Regions from separate parts of the Homo sapiens genome. Here region 2 is linked to region 1. Evidence: read pairs that join two places in POLR2A ChIA-PET (ENCODE). Cell type or tissue: GM12878. All regions are shown on one strand. Links, peaks and the distances in the headings refer to the core of each region. The heading gives the core; the rest is flanking DNA.

Region 1 (8,324 bases), core at 298-8,297:
TTGACCCAACACTTGGGTCAGTCCAGTATATCCTCTGTACTGCCCAGGGAAATCAGAATGAGAGGGACAGTAGCTTGTCAAACCCAGTCCTGCTGAGGAACTCAGGCCTCCAGGCTCCAGGGAAAAGGCTGAAAATGAAAGAGCTTTCCTAGATACAGAGTGACTATTTTTGAGCTGACTCTAATAATCTACTATTTCAACTACCAGATCATCCTCTCATGGGATCACAAAGACAGGCCCAATGCAGAATCTTTAAGAACCCTAGAAATCTGAAATAGCCATCATAAGCATCCTCAGTAAAAGGCCAAGCACTTTTCTGGTAGTCTACAGCAGGGGTTGACAAGTTTTTATCTTTTATCCTAAAGGGCAAGATAGTAAATATTTTAGGCTTATGGGGCATACAGGCTCCCTTGCAGTTACTCAACTATGCCCTTGTAGCATGAAACCAGCCTCAGACAATACACAAACAACGGGCGTGTCTCTGTTCCAGTGAAACTTTATTTACAAAAACAGGAATCCGGCCCACGGGCCACAGTTTGCAATCCCTGGTCATTGGGAAAACCTGCTCTTCCAGTATTTCCATGCTCCAAAGAGGAACAGAGGCTCCCATCCACCCGGAGGGCTCCTATCCACACTGAAGACAGGGACCCACTCTGGGGACTAGGCCTCCATCCCTACTAGTCCCTCCCACAAGGTACTAAGAAATCTAGGCTACTTGTTCAAAAAGCCTGGTCTGCATCAGAAACCTGGGCAAAGGTGGAAAAAGCTTTCCAGACATCAAATCAGAGGGCTTCAGAACTGGAAGAAGCTAGATCCCTAAGACTAGACACTTAGGCCTGGAAAAGGAAGTGGTGTGTCCAAGATCACGTAGCTAGCAAAAGTCTCCTGACTCTGTCCAGTGCTCTTACTCCTCCAGGGTGATAAACAGCTTGCTAGAAGAGGCCAAAGACTTGTGGCACATTTCTACAGCACGTCCCCGAGCTATAAGCAAATGGCACAAGACCTTGGGGGAAATAAGTGCATGCGTGTGTGTGTGTGTGTGTGTGTGTGTGTGTGTGTGTGTGTGTGTGTGTTTTTCCAGGTATACCTGGACATAGTTACTAGGGAGAGGAAAACTTAAACAAAAATCCTAACTTTAAAAAGGGATATGGTTTGGTAGAAGATGTGGGTTTTTGTTAGCAGAAATGTCCAGGGTCTGGGCAAGCCCTGGGATAATAAACCAGTACAAGGCATACAGCCTCACTCAATTCCAGGTAATGCCCCAGGCCCTAGGATCTACCTCTACCCACCTTCAAGCTTCATAATCCAATATCCTTCAAATCTTTTCCCAGAACTGACTTCCATTGCATATTTTACTTGCCTGACCATAAACATTTTTATTTGGATACCCTGCCATCATCTTGAAGGCAACATGTCTAAAAGAAAATCAAACATGACTCCCCAAAACAAGTTTGAACTCTAATGTTTCTATTTCTATAAATCACTAAGGTTCAAAATTTCAGCACTTTCTCTTCCCCACGTCCTGTCCTCAAGCCAGAGTAGCACTCCAAATTATCTCTTCTTCTTCATTTCCACAGGCTCCACCCTAACCTATCACCTCCGATCTGGTATGTTGCTAGTCTCCTGCTGGGGACCCCAGATTCCAGGCTTGCAACAATGCCAGATCTTCCCCCATATACTCATCCTCCTTTCATTCACCACAGTCTCTTCAAGGTCAAGGTCCAGTGCTACTCACCTTCGGCTTCCCAGTTCCCAGAACCTCACCTAATATGGGGGGCACACAATAAATGCTGAATGAATGAATCACGGTTTTCATCACAAGATGAAAGAAAAAACTTAAACAAAAATCTTAACTTCAAAAAGGGATACGGTTTGGTAGTTTTCATCACAAGATATCTGCACAAGAAACCTCAGGCCCTTCCTAGTTCCTACTCCCTCGAACCCAGACTGCTGAACTCTGAAGGCCCACCATCATCTCACCCTGCCCACCTCAGCTCCTACCAGCCCAGAAACAGGCTTTTGGCTCCATCTAGCTCATCAATGCTGGACCCTCCTCATGTGCCAGGCATTCCTGCATCCACATCTCTGCCCACGCTCTGCTCACCCTGCCCTGTGATGACGTCCATGCCCTTCCCCCTGCATCTACTCCAACTCCTACGCAACTGCCAACTGCCGAGCTGTGGGGGGAGACAGGGGATGCAGGAAGAGGGGAGATGATAAAGAAGACTGGGGAAAGGGGAGCATGATGAAAACATGCTGGGGTCTCTCTCTGATCCTTGGAAGCATAACCCTCTCAATGGGTCACAGGCGATTTAGAGAAGGAAGAGCCGGGAGGAGGAGCCAAATTTTTCCACTGAACGAAAGGCATGATTTTCATCACTGCTTCTGTTGCCCCGGTAACCAGGGACAGCCCAGTGGAGAGTACAGTAAAAGAACACCATGTTTATCTTTGCTGTCTGATCTACTTCCCTGTACACCCTTCCCTGACCATCCCCTAGCCCCAGGCCTGCTCCAAATCTCTTATAATGCCACCACCATCCTTCTAGTTACCCTTGCTCCTCAAAGGCAGAGCTAATTTCTCCCTCTCTTTATCCAACCCTAAGTACCATGTGTTCTTCCACTGCAACATTTTGGGGTTCATCTCGCCATGCCACCTGCCATGCCAGGGGTCCCCCAAAACAAAGAGCTGGTATCAAAGCACAAGGATGGCTTCTGCTCTACCAGACAGGGCAAGTGGGACTAGTGGGGCAGGAAGGTGAGGAAAACTGCCCAGCCAACCGTGTTCTCATCCCACACAGCTGGTGTGGAGAGGGACCTGGCTCTCCCAGCCCCCCTCCTATGGCTGAGATCAGGAGAAGGAGCCAGGTTGGGGATCGGGGGAGTAGGTTCACCCACAGGCTTCCACAGATCCTGCCTCCCACACGGACACCGTGTCTGCGTGACCTGAGAGCGGAGACACAGTGCTCGCCCTGGAAGATTATATAAGCGTTATATAACATGGTGGCACCAATAAGCACACAGGAGCAGTTGTCGAGTGCCAGGGACAGGCCAGGGGTGGAACCAAACCCAAGGGGCTGGAGGTTCAGCCCTCCTGCCACCAATGCCAAAGCAGCACCAGGCCCTGGCTGCCTCGGCCCTGTCTATACCTGCTCCTTCCAGCCCAGAGGACACAGAGAGAAACTTGCCAGGCTCTGCGCTCTTCTTCCCACTCTGGGCAGCAGGGAGGGGCCGCAAAACCGTCACCACCCTGGGCCATGGCAGCCTCTGCCCATCCGGCCTAAGGCAGCCTAGCTGCCTTTCCTGCAGGGGAGCAGCCATGGGGTCCTCGGCAGGGGAGGGGTGTGGACCAGTAGCCCCCTCCTCTCTGTCCTCCTACCAGAATGTAGGAGCACTTGTTTGGGGAACAAGTGCTGCAACAGCAGCTCCAGGATTGGCTGGGCCAGCCGTTCCTCTGCTCTGTCACTTGCTGTTTCTCTAAAAAACAAAACAAACCGAAAGGGAAAGAAAAAAAAATTAAGCACATTTGACAAATGCCAGATCCCAAATTTTGGTCTACGGTTGCAAAGCTGGAAGGAAGGGGTCCTAAGGAAATTACCCTATTTCCCTACAGCCCCCATCTCCCACCATTCCTGGCCAATTCACCATCTATGAACTTGGGCTGTGAGCCTGAAGATTGCTCCGCAGCCCCTATCTCTGGAGCTGCCTCAGTGGCTGTAGCTCCTTCGGGTAATATTCCCCCTCCCTCTACAGAATGCTCAGAGTCTGCGGCTCCCGGATATACACGCGGGACTAGGCGGCCGGCCTGGGGCAGTTCTGGGCAGTTTGGGCCAGGTCTTAATCAAACTCCTCCACCGTCATCACCACACCCACTTTATTAATTTGGCAGGGGTGGGGGCAGCTGAACAGAGACAGAGCCAAGTGATCTCCCGCAGCACCTGCCCTCTCCTGAGCTATGCCTCTGGCCTTCCCGCCTCCTCCTCCACACGGACCTCCGCGCCCCCTGAAGAAGGGGGGAAAAAGAAATACGCATTAATACCTCGAGCCTTGGCGCACCAGCCCTCGCCCCCTCAACCACCTGTCTCTGCGTTCTCCCCCGCAGCCTTCCTCAACTCTGGGCGCCCCCTCTGCAGCAAAGGGGCACCACGCCCACTGCGGAGAGGAGAAATGCAAGGTGGGGAGCGGACAGGGGCTCACTTGAGGGCCCGGGGGCTGCTCACTCACCCCTGCGCGCAGCTGGCCCTGGCCCCAGAGCCTGGGGCCCGCCCGGAGCTGCTCCAGGCCGCGACCGCTCCCACCCCCGCGGCGAGGCCAGCAGCGCCCCAAGGCCGCGCTGCAGCCGGGGTGGGGCGCGACCGGAGCGCGGCCGGGGCCCTGGGCATCGTCCCCAGGGAGCCCACCCTACCCCGGGACGCTCGGGGACCGCCCTGCAGGCCCGGCCCAAGGTGCCCACTCCCACCTGGCCGAGTCCCGGCTCTTACCTCGGCGGCCTTCCGCCCTCCGGGGGTACTGCGCAAACAGGCTCTCCCCCGGCCCCCGCCCGCCAAGCGCCCCGCTGCAGGCCCGAGATGCGCAGCCGCTGCGGACGCCGGCTCCGCGGCGGCCGCTTCCCGGGCGTGTGAGCTCAGCCTGCCCGCGCGCCCGCGCTTCCCACGCTCGGCGTCCCGCGCGGCGCCACCCAGCGGCCGCGTCGGGCGCTGCACGCTCGTGTCCGGGAAAATCTGCAGCAGCCGGGCCTGCCAACTGATTCGGAAATTCCCAGAATTTGACCATGGGCTTGCGGCGGGGCGGGAGACCTGTCAGGCCGTGTGGCCGTCGCTAGACTCGGGGCAGAGCAGCTCCCACCCACCCTGTCTCTGAAGGGGACTCCAGAGTCTTTGCAAGATATTCTGATTTCCCCCCTGTTCCTCTGACCTTGCCTCGCCATATTTCTTCCAGGGCAGTGGAGACTGTGGGGATGCTGGTGACTCCTTGTAAAATGGGGGTGGAGAATCGAGGGGTGGGAAATGGGTGGGAAGCGCTCGAGGCTGGCATCTCAAGGCCTCCATGGGCCCGTCTAGAGATCCGAGGTGTGCACTGAGTCACTTCCCGAGCTTGTTAGAACACACATGCACAGATGCCCCAGCCTACCTGTAAATTCTAATTCGGAAATTTCAACTGCTGTTTTTAACCTTTTCTTGTACCTACACCCTTCTGAGAATTGCAGAAGAGCTATGGACCCTGTCTTCAAAAAAAGCACATGCATACAGAAATATAATTTTGCACAATATTTCAGGGAATTCTGAAACTCCTCAAAGCTCCGTGGATCCCAGCTTAATATCTCACTTTGTGCAGATACCCTAAGCAGAAAGAGCGAGCTGGTGATTACCTGAATACGCTGCCATCTTATCTCATGCTTTTTCCTCCTTCAGGGATATCTCCACTGGACGCCCAACCTCACATTTCCGCCTGTAGAAATTCCACCTGTCCTTTAAGGCCAACTCGAAAACCTCTTCCTCTCTGATTTTCCCAATCAGCAATGTCATTTATGACCTCAGTTTTCTGAGAGTATGTCTTTTATGGCTGTTAACATGTTATAAACACACCTGTATTTATTTCTGTGGTTGGTTTTCTTATCTCCTTCTAGATAGCAAAACTGTTTTAAGATCAGTTTCTCCCTCTGCAACTACTAAGGGCCTTACATGGTATGCCTTCGACAAACAGTTCTTAAGTAATCAGAGAGATTGGATTGAGAGAATAGGAGGCCCAGCAAATGCCTTTGCTCTACCTGCACCTTTCCTCCCTTCCTGATGCTCCACCACATGGACCTCTAGGCGTCTGGAAAACAGAATCCTCAAGTTGATAGGCTTATCTCATTCATTCCTGCTCCTCCAGGCAAGGCAGCCATAATTTAGGGGTTCCTGGATGAAGTTGCAAGACAAGTTCATGCAGGACACACATACCAAATAGCAGATATTCTACCACCAGTGTCTCCTAGTCCAGTGAGGGATGTCCCCACCCGCCTGGTGCACAAGCAATGTGGATGTCATCCTTGACTTTTCCATCTCACTTCCCTCCTTTCTTGCACATATGCCAATCAATCACCACATCCTGATTCTACTTCCTAAATCTTAAATCTCTAAGATTGGCCCTCTCTTTATTCCTAGCTCATTCCACCATTATTTCTTGCTGGGATTTCTGCATTTGTCTCTAGCCTAACTCGCCTACCTGCCTCCAGCCTCACTAGGCCCAGATCCAGTCTCCACATCTGCTGTGTACTGAATGTCTGTATCTCCCTAAAGCTTGTTTGTGTGCTCTTTCTCTCTCTCTCCCTCTCTGCTTTCCAACACGGGAGGATACAGTGAGAAGATGGCCAACTGCAAACCAGGAAGCAGACCTTCTCCAGACACAGATCTGCTGATGCCTTGATCTTAGACTACCTTGCCTCCAGAATGGTGAGAAATAAATGTTGTTTAAGCCACTCAGTCTGTGGTATTCTGTTGTAGCAGCTTGGACTAAGACAATATCCCATTTAGAAGGATCTTGCAAATATATCAATCCTTTCCCTACGTAAAACTCTTATGCAGTTTCATTCTGGACTAAGGATGAGGTTCAAACTCCTTTGCCTGGCTCACAAGGCCTCCTAGATCTGGGCCCAACTGACTCTCCAGCCTCCTGTCTTGGCACAGCCTCCACTCTTACCTATATGCTTCACTTGTACTAAACACCATGTTTCTCTCCATCTTGATAAAAGTCCTCCCCCAATTTTTTTTTTGAGACGGCCTCACTCTGTCACTGTCACTGGGGTGCAGTGGTGTGATCTCAGCTCACTGCAGCCTTGATCTTCCCGGCTCAAGTGATTCTTCAAACTCAGCCCCTTGAGTAGCTGGGACTACAGGCATGCGCTACCATGCCCAGCAAATATTTTTGTATCTTGTAGAGACAGGGTTTTGCCATGTTGCCCAGGCTAGTCTCCAATTCCTGAGCTCAAGCGATTTGCCTGCCTCAGACTCCCATAGTGCTGAGATTACAGGCATGAGTTGCCGCACCTGGCTGTCCCCGACTTTTTGAGACTTTGTTTCACCTATTCCTCAGGTTTCCCAACTGTCTCCTCCTGCACCACCTGGCCCTTCCTCTGCTATAATATGAAAATCACAATATTGTTATTGTTCTTATATGACGTCTGCTTTCCCTGCCACACTAATACCTCTGCGATAGTATCCTCAATGCCTAGCACAATACCTAGTGCCAAATGGGAACACATAAATATTTATTAAATGAATGAAAGCTTTGAACATGGCACATAGCCCAGATGAGAGACTCTGGGGGTAAATGCAGTGGTGCTTCATAATCTAAAAGTCAGATAGGGTGGGACAGGCCTACTGCTTTTTAATAATAGCACTATTCACTGTTTTCAAGTGAATTTCAATCTTTCTGAGTTTTTTATTTCCTTATCTAAAAAATGAAAATAATAATAATTAGGGTTGCTCTGAAGGTGGCCAGAGATATATGTGTAACAAAGTATTTTGTAATTTTAAAATTCTCTCTCTCTCTCTCTCTCTCTCTATATATATATATGTTAGAAGTATTGTATTACTTCACTTGATCCTCACAATAACATTTTGAATAGACAGCTGACATTTCCTACTTTGCATATAAGGAAACTGAAGGTAGACATGGTAAAGCAATTTGCCTAAGGTCACCCAGATGGTTGCCAAGGAACAGAGGCCTGACATGGGATTTCAAGCTCAGACTCTCTCCGCCACATCACCACTGCTCCTCTCTCCATCCCCAAAGTAGGTATCGATGTTGGGACACGTACATGTTGACATCCTGAGGATCATGCAGCTCATAAATGTCACCACTGACCGCTTCTGAAGGGTTTTTATGTGTGTGTGGATGTGTTTGTTGAGGCACAGGGGGCAGAGGTGAGTTGTTGGTAGAAAATGGACTATATATCAACAGTTACCAAGATAGGAAAGAATGGGGTGGGGAGGAATTGGCCTTGGCCTTGGGTCTGACCCTATGCTCTCTATCTCTGCCCCTTCTCTTACTCTAATGGGGCTACCTCAATTGACAGCCCCCTTTACTGTGTAGTTGGACCCCCGCAGGCTCTGAGCTTCTCAGAAGCTGGAGATCTTCCATTTCCTCCATATTTTCAATTCTGTCCATCAGCAAATGTTTATTGAGCTCTTACCAAGTGCTTTGTCACAGCCCATGGAAGCCTGGCCAAATTGCTTAACCTCTCTGAGCCACAGTTTCCCCATTCTGCAAAATGGGATTGATAGCCCATCACATGGCTGTTGGGAGGATTAAGCAAGATAACCTATCAACTGTTGGTGAGCTGT
Region 2 (8,324 bases), core at 274-8,273, 320 kb after region 1:
CTGGGTATGGACTGTCACTATTCATTAAAGAGCCACCAAGAGAGAAGAAACCTGGGAAACAAAAACCCAAGAGCTCATGCTTAACTTTCATGTATCAGGCACCGCGTTACACCCTCTGCATCTGCTTTATGTTGAATCCAAACAACATTGGCATCCATCCTAGAAAGGCACTATTATTTACTCCGTTTGGCAGACGAGGAAACTGAGAGTCACAGTGGTTAACTTTACACAGCTAGCAAGGGGTGGAAGAAGTGTGGAGACACGGGTGAGTCTTCAGAGATTTTGTCTGAAGTTGTTGCCCCTCATGAGTATTCGCTGTCATTGCCCCACACCCTAAAGCAATCGAGGGGAACTGGGATGGAAGATATCCCAGGAGGGGTAAAAAGGACTGTGATGAGGGAAATGGGGGTAGGAGGGAAAGGGAGTAACCGCTATTGGCCCTGGCCATGTCAAGCTTCTGGGGTCTCCCCCTGCCCAAGTTTGAGAGGGGATGGCGGAGGCTGACTTCTCTGCGACCCCAAACTCCAGCCTTCCAAGCCTTCCAAAGTTCACTCAGTGAGAAACCTCTAGTGTCCAGGCTCTGAGCCTGTGACCTCTTCCTTCCTTTCAGATTTTAATTTGCTGGACTGGGAGACAAATGCATGTGGGAGGTTCTCTGGAGTGATAGGAACACACTGAGGGCTATAAGAAGCATCAGAGAGGCTTCATGCTGGCTGGGGCCCTGAGGACAATCCCATCTACCACTTCCCGACCCAGGTAGGCAGACCGAGCCTTTTCCTTCTGAGCAAGCCCCTTTCCAGGCACTGCTGTCACCTCCTAAGGCTGAGGAGGGTGGTGGCAGGAGGGTGCAGGGAAGGCCCTGTCTGTTCTCTGGTCTTTCCTTCAGGGGGCCAGACCCTGAGGGGTGCAGCCTAGTTCCCCAGAGCACATGCTCCAAATCACAGCTCCAGTGACAGCTTTTGCTTTCCCAGTGAGGGGGCTAGCTCAGGAGATGAAAGTCTGATCCCACTGGCAGCTCCACAGGCTTCCTTTGCCAAAACACACTGTGAAAAGACCCCTGACCTCCACCTCATACTTTCTCTGCTCCACCTCCCGTCAGCCCTGTTTGCTTCCCTCCTCCCTAGAGAGGGTTAGACAGCCCAGTAATTTAGGGATCACTAGCAAGAAAGGTGCAGAGGTCAGAAGTCAGAGAGGGGCTGGGAGGGGAATCTCACCCCTGCTCTCTGGCAAAACCTCCCACCTCTTTCCGCCATCTGTAGACCAGGCCGTTGTGGGCCCGAGTTCACTGTGAAGGTAGGGATGAGGTCCAGGGATGGGAAGTGGCGGAATACAGAGCGATAGGAGGAGAAGCTGTAATTTTAAATTATGTCCAGAAAAATAGCTTTTGGGAGGCAAATGTTCTCCTCCAACTTTCTTATTTTGAAATTTTGCTAGGAAAGAAAATGTTACACTCCCCTGAGACCGTGTCCCATTTAGGAAGTTCTTTCTATTATCTCATTTCAACTCCTCCCTGCTCTAGCTGCTATACAAACAAAGGCAAATTGACTTAGTGTCTCTCCTGTCTCTTTCACCGTGGCCTGTTCAGTCTAGCTCAGCTCAGCTCAGCTCCAGAGCTTAGAACTCAAGACAAAAGGAATCAAACCAGTAGAAGGAGATGAGCAATGGGTTCATCTCTCTTCCTTAAGAAATCAAAGGCCGGGTGCAGTGGCTCACGCCTGTAAACCCAGCACTTTGGGAGGCTGAGGCGGGCGGATCACAAGGTCAGGAGTTCGAGACCAGCCTGACCACCATGGTGAAACCCCATCTCTACTAAACATACAAAAATTAGCCGGGCATGGTGGTGCCTGCCTATAATCCCAGCTACTTAGGAGGCTGAGGCAGGAGAATTGCTTGCACCAGGGAGGTGGAGGTTGCAGTGAGCCCAGATCGCGCCACTGCACTCCAGCCTGGGTGACAGAGTGATACTTTGTCTCAGAAAAGAAAAAAAGAAAGAAAGACAGAAAAAAGAAATCAGAACCACCAAAAAACTGCAAGAGAATTTTTTGGCAGTTCCATAGCTACTGAAAGCGTCTTGCTCTGCCCATGCGAGTGGCAATGTTGGGACACTGCATTCATGGAATGGAGCTCCGGAAGGGCCTTATGAGGCCGTCTCCTCATTTTGCAGATAGGAAAACTGAGGCGTATTTGCCATCACTCTGCTTGTTTGTAGCAAAACAGGGGCTCTCCTGCTTTCCCCTGTAGTTCTGAGCAAGAAAAGGGGTTTGAAGGGCAGCCTTTCAGCTGGGCAGAGCTGTGCGGGGAGTTTGCATCCAGTACTGCTGGGTTCTAGCCCATTCCTAGGTTGGGCAGCTCAGCCTCTCCTAGAGGAGACTCTGGCTGCTGAGTGACCCGGTGAATTAATGCAGCTTCTGGCTAGGGGTAGGGGACAGTAAAAGCCAAGGAGCCAAGATCAGAAAAAGGAATAGCTTCTTCCCATGTGGAATCAAGCTGGGGCTGCCAACCTCCTAGTCAAGAAAGAAAGCTTTTCCTCTCTCTTCCTCCTGTTTACCCACAGCGACTGGGGGAGGCTGTACAGAGAGGCAGGTTGAATGTATTCAGTCTGGGATAGGGAGGGAAAGTTCCTCTGGGGCTCCCCCTTCGTCTAGGGGAGAGGTCAGAAGAACAAAGGTCACAGATGGACCTGCCATGATATGGGAGGAGGCACATGTGTTGCAGTGAGCCATGGAGGGTGGGGGCACAAGAGTTTGGCAACTCAGACAGGGGAGAAGCCACTGATGGCTTATAAACCAGACAAGGTTCATCCTGAATCCGGAGGGAGGGCAGTGAGAGCCCCATGAACTCACTTTCTTGAATGTCACTAACATTTCATTTCACCCTCACTCTGCCTTCCTGTCTCTTTTTTTCTCTTTCTCCCTTAACCTTCCTCAGCAGGGGATGGGGGAGTAGAGGGAGCCGGAAAGGAGGTCTGCAGGCCTCGTTGACTCTGCTGACCATCCACAGCCAGGAGCTGTTGCTGACAGAAAAGAAATGAAGGGGCAGAGATGGGAGGGAAACCAGATGTCCGCAGTTGCAGCACCATTCTGCGCAGCGTCCCCACTGGGGTCCCTGCTGTAGACGAGAAGCCAGAGCCAGGTGCCAGAGAGGGAGAGGGGGGGGTCTTTGGGGGTGGGGGACGGTGCTGGGCCCCACTCCTGCTTATCTACCCCTCAGTTTCTTTTACCTGGGAAACAGATCACCAAGAGAGGCCCGTCTGATGCTTTAAGCTGGGAATTTGGTTTATTCTGGGGCAGATGAAAAAGAAATTGCACTGTAGCATCTTACAAAACTGCCCCCTTTTCAACTGGGACTGAGAGTTGGAGACTTTTCCTTTAGGCTTTCATGGTACCCTAGACTTCTAAGTTATTTCTACTTCATATTCTAGAACTGTACCATCCAGTGTAATAGCCACTAGCCACAGGTAGCTATTTATCCTTATATTAATTAAAATTAAGTAAAATAAGAAATTCAGCTTTTCAGGCACACTAATATATGTCAATCTCTCAATAGCCACATGTAGCTAGTGGCTATTGTATTGAACAGCACAGATATAAAAGTTTTTTCTCATCACAGAATGTTATCTTGGACAGTGCTGTTCTAGGAAGTTTTTACTCAAGTGTAACTTTCATTCTTGATTTCCCCAGATGTTCACATGATAGCCTGCTCCTTAGGAATGAGGGCTAACTGGCCCAGAGGATAGATGTGGGGTGGGTTGAGACAGGGAGGAGGGAAGGGACGGGTAAGAATGTTTATTCTGCCAACCCGAAGGTTTTCTTTAGACTCTGAGTCTCTTTGCCAGTCCTAAGCAATTTAACTTGCCTGGGGAGGAAGGGGGACGCTGTCTGTAGCAAAAGAGGAATTCAGGTGGTAGCTACAGCCAAATAGGTTTTGCAATCATATTCTGCCTCCCTTCTCCACCCCCTGCTTAAAAAAAAAAAAACCAAGGAAAGTATACCAAGGCCAGCCCTAGATAATGTGGGTGTGGTGTCATTACCCTGACTTACTCATCACACCCCAGGGCCTCTACAGGGTTGGGTGTAGGCAGGGATGGAAGGGGCACACAGGCTGGGGATGAAGCAAGCAGTTATGCTTCAGTCAATCTTGAAAGCTGTTGACATGATGGAGATGGAATGAGAGATGTTAAAGCCAGATATTGGGCACACCCAGCAAAGCCTCCCGCCCAGCTCACCCTTGAGCCTGCGCTGCTTTACTCACATTAAGAGATCCGCTGGTGCAGAGAAATCACAAAGAGTACACACACACACACACACGCCTCATGCAGTTCCAGGGAGATTTCTGGAAAGAATCTTTAGCCCAATTTCTCAGTAAGCCTCAGCTGTTCCCCCAGGCTTAAGCGGGGGGCCAGCAGATGGTCCCAGCTAAATAGGCAAGCCTCCCAGTTCCTCTAAAAGCAGGGTCTGGGCCCTTCCAAGCCCAACAGTCCAATTAAGCTTTTTGCCCACAGGTGGAAGCAAAAATGAATTTGGGGCCATTCTTCCCTTCTTTTAGGCATGGAGCACTCAGCCCTCCCATCAGCCCCCTCCCTACTCCTGGCATTGGCCCATAAGGAATCCCTGCCTCTCACACTCTGCTCTGAACATTAGGTTCCTCAGGGATCAAAGACTCCCAGAAAGATTTCCTTCTAAGGTGTCTTCTAGGCTGCAGGGATTTGACTGAACCGTTCAAAGGAAAACTCCTGGCTTGGCCTTGTTAAGGAGGCCCTCTCAGTCCAGGAGGTGGGGCCTCTCAGGATTAAGGCCACAGATCCAGGTACCTTCGATGATGTTCTTATTTCCTTTTCCCAAGGGCCAGAAAGTGCTGCAGGGAGATCCTGGTGCCCTGCTCTTCTCTAGAGGCCTCTCCTCGCTGCAGAGCTCATTGGCATGACTGGCATAAATATATCCATATATCTCTCTATAAATATACATGTCTTTAGCTATATATATCTTTTCTTCTAAAGACTTGGCAAGAATTCCCTACAATCCTTTTCCATGACACTATAGAAAATCAGCAGAGTCATCAGTTTGATGGTTCCCACAAAGACTGCTTGGGGTTGACCTCTGCAAAGCTCCCTTGAATCTTGCTTCCAGTAACCCAACCTCTTCAGCCCTCGCCAGCCCCCAACCCCCTGGCAACACAAAACACAACTCGATTTCCTGAAGCTGAAGCTGCCCCTTTATTCCTTGTTGGTCTCTGAAAGCAAAAAAAAAAAAAAAAAAAAAAGGAAAAAAAAAAAGAAACTATCACTTTTGAGCTATTGTCTTAAGAGAGTAATAAGCTTTGTGTTCCTCCAGCTGGCTGCAAAAGGGAATTAGTTGTGCAGTGGGATCCAATGGCACTTAGAGACAGGTGTGGCAAGGAAGAGGTGCTGGTGGTTTCAGAATGGGCCACATCTCTGTGGGTGAGCAGGAGGGCAGGGCAGATAGAGGTGGTGTCTATCAAGACTTAGCAACCACTGGGGCAGCAGACTAGATGTAGCCCTCCCTGCAATGACTCCTTGCATAAACAGAAGAAACACCAGTGTACACGCACAGGTGGGGAAAGCATCCCCATGACTTTCTGAGGGAGTTATCACTAGGCACAGATTCTGAGAGCGCTATCTTCATCACCCTGCATCATCATTTGTTGGAAGGAGGCCCAGGAGGGTAGGAGGAAAAGGCTGGCTCCTCCGTCTTTTTTAAATCCATCTTTCCTTCTCCACCATTAAAGGCTTGGGTAGGTGGAGACAACCCCTGTGACTTCTCTTTGAGGTATTCAGATCCTAGCCACATGTTGACACCATATTTAATCCTGAAACAGGTTTCCTTTTCTTGATTTTTAAAGTGGGGGTTGGGAGAGGGGGTTCATAAATAGAGAATAGAAAATGCAAAGGAATAAGAGAATCAACAGAGAAATGTACAAAATGTAATTTGGCAAAAAAACAAACAAACGGAAAAAAACACAATAAAACCAAAACCCACAACCACACCTCCCATAGCCTTTCTTGTTTTGTATTCTCTCTTTTTAAAGTTGGGTTGTTATCTTTGCAACAGAGAATGCCAGCAGGTGTTGCTGGCAGCTGTTTAATGACAGTGTCAAGAACATCTTTCAGAAAGGTAGGCTTGGAGGCAGGAGGCGGTGATGGAGAAAATGGGATAGGGGGAGAGTAGGTGGCCCCACATCTGTAGAGAAGTAGCTAAGGAATGAAGGGCTGTCCTGGGAATTGCAATGTTATTTTATTTTTTTTTTTTTTTTTGAGACGGAGTCTCGCTCTGTCGCCCAGGCGGGACTGCGGACTGCAGTGGCGCAATCTCGGCTCACTGCAAGCTCCGCTTCCCGGGTTCACGCCATTCTCCTGCCTCAGCCTCCCGAGTAGCTGGGACTACAGGCGCCCGCCACCGCGCCCGGCTAATTTTTTTTGTATTTTTAGTAGAGACGGGGTTTCACCTTGTTAGCCAGGATGGTCTCGATCTCCTGACCTCATGATCCACCCGCCTCGGCCTCCCAAAGTGCTGGGATTACAGGCGTGAGCCACCGCGCCCGGCCTGCAATGTTATTTTGTACAAAATCCTTCCTGTAGGAAGGTGGGGGAGGGACAAGAGACATTTTTCAGTTTTTTTGCAGACCTAAGAATTTTGAACCAGAATTACATGCAGCTTGCTGTGTCTCTGGACAAATATCTTAGCTCCTCACTCAGCATCTACCACTTTCTTCTTTATTGTTAGTGACTGTCATGAGGATTAAATGAAAGGACCTGGAGACCCTTAGAGAAGGGTCCCAGCAGTCTCCAGGGGTGATTAGCCCTGCAATTATTCCACATCTGGAAAAAGTAATAGCTCCCAGACTGGCAGGGTTATGTCATGGACCAGCAAGAGAAAGATGGTTTTTGTTACATAGCCCAGAGAGGCTGATCTTGGTTCTGTGTGTGTGAGAGAGACCGTAGGGAGGCTGGATTTGGAAGGGAGGGAAGCAGGAGCAACAGCCTGAACAACAAATGCGCTCCAAAGAACACCACCTGAACAACTCGAGCTCTGAAATCTTTTCTGCACTGTGCTTTCAGCTTACTTCCCTAAAGCTGACTCATGAAAGCAAACCTGAAACTCTCACAAGATAAAAAATTTTTTAGAGACAGCAAACCAGCCAGTGCTATGCGAAGACGTCTGCAAGGTACTCTGTCCTATCTGGACTGTTGTTTCCCTTACTGTTAGCACAATGACCAGGATCTTGTAAAAGTCCCTGGCAAGTATTTTCTCCACCTTCAGAGCATTACCAGGCCATGTACTTGCGGGATAAAACCTGCAGGTGTTAGGTTCTTTCTGATGCTGCTGATCAGATGGGTCAGGTAGCAGAGAGAAGGCAGCACTAACCCTTACATTTGTGCAGTGGTGTGCAGTTACTGTTGCTTTCACACGTATCATCTCACTAAATTGCCCCACGATCCTGTGAAGGAGGAACTGAAATGATCAATGTCTCCATTTTAGGGATAAGAGAACTGGGGTGATTTCCCCAAGGTCAGTGGCTGTAGAGCTGGGACTGAGCTCAGCCCACCCGATTTCTGGGCTTCTCTCCCCCAGCTCCACATTGCACCACCACCAGTGACGCGCACCTGAATATTTATGAGAATGGAGCCCCCAGATCACGTCTTGAGGGGAAGAACAAAGGAGGCAAGCTTATCTCATGCCTTCAACTAGGCACCTGAGGAAAGAACCCATGTCCTATTGTCCTTTACACCTACTGTAGCCCAAAACCTACAGAGATTACATGTCACGAGGTTCTAGCAAGATAGGCTGAATGCCTGCTTTAGGGTAGGATAGAAGAAAAGACACAACAAAGGTATGGAGCCCTCATGGAGGCTGTGAACTTTGAGCCACAAAACTAGGGATTTATGCCTAGGATCCACTGCTTACTGACTCAATAATCTCAGTTCAATCCATTTGCAAAATGGAGATATAGGCTGGGCGCAGTGGCTCACGCCTGTAATCCCAGCACTTTGGGAGGCCAAGGCAGGAGGATCACCTGAGGTCAGGATTTCAAGACCAGCCTGGCCAACATGTCGAAATCCCATCTCTACTAAAAATACAAAAATCAGCTGGGCATGGTGGTGGTTGCCTGTAATCCCAGCTACTCGGGAGGCTGAGGCAGGAGAATTGCTTGAACCTGGGAGGCGGAGGTTGCAGTGAGCTGAGATGGCACCACTGCACTCCAGCCTGGGCATCAAGAATGAAACTCTGTCTCAAAAAAAAAAAAAAAAAGAAAAAAAATGGAGCTATGAATCCCAACCTCTCAAGCTGCTATGAGAACTAAATGAG

Evidence for each region. Peaks named below come from ENCODE experiments on the same cell type or tissue, not always from the same donor. Only the 100,000 strongest peaks of a DNase experiment are listed, where the experiment ranks them.
Region 2: POLR2A ChIA-PET joins it to region 1 with 10 read pairs; 2 of 35 experiments call an interaction of 5 or more read pairs at or near these places.

The regions. Positions count from the first base shown.
Region 1 is chr1:207,864,550-207,872,873 of GRCh38, forward strand. No RefSeq gene overlaps it. Among named protein-coding and RNA genes, the nearest start is that of CD34, 42 kb to the right of the region's middle. RefSeq lists enhancers at 3,693-3,742, 3,823-4,002 and a silencer at 4,273-4,662. In GM12878, for the core only: a CTCF peak has its summit at 4,681 (motif pointing left); no DNase peak of the experiment used is centred there; H3K4me3 peaks cover 2,540 bases; H3K27ac peaks cover 2,207 bases.
Region 2 is chr1:208,180,460-208,188,783 of GRCh38, forward strand. The region is part of intron 3 of PLXNA2 (plexin A2); the gene reads right to left. Among named protein-coding and RNA genes, the nearest start is that of PLXNA2, 60 kb to the right of the region's middle. RefSeq lists an enhancer at 1-360. In GM12878, for the core only: no CTCF peak of the experiment used is centred there; a DNase peak (open chromatin) is centred at 7,272; H3K4me3 peaks cover 1,148 bases; H3K27ac peaks cover 1,731 bases.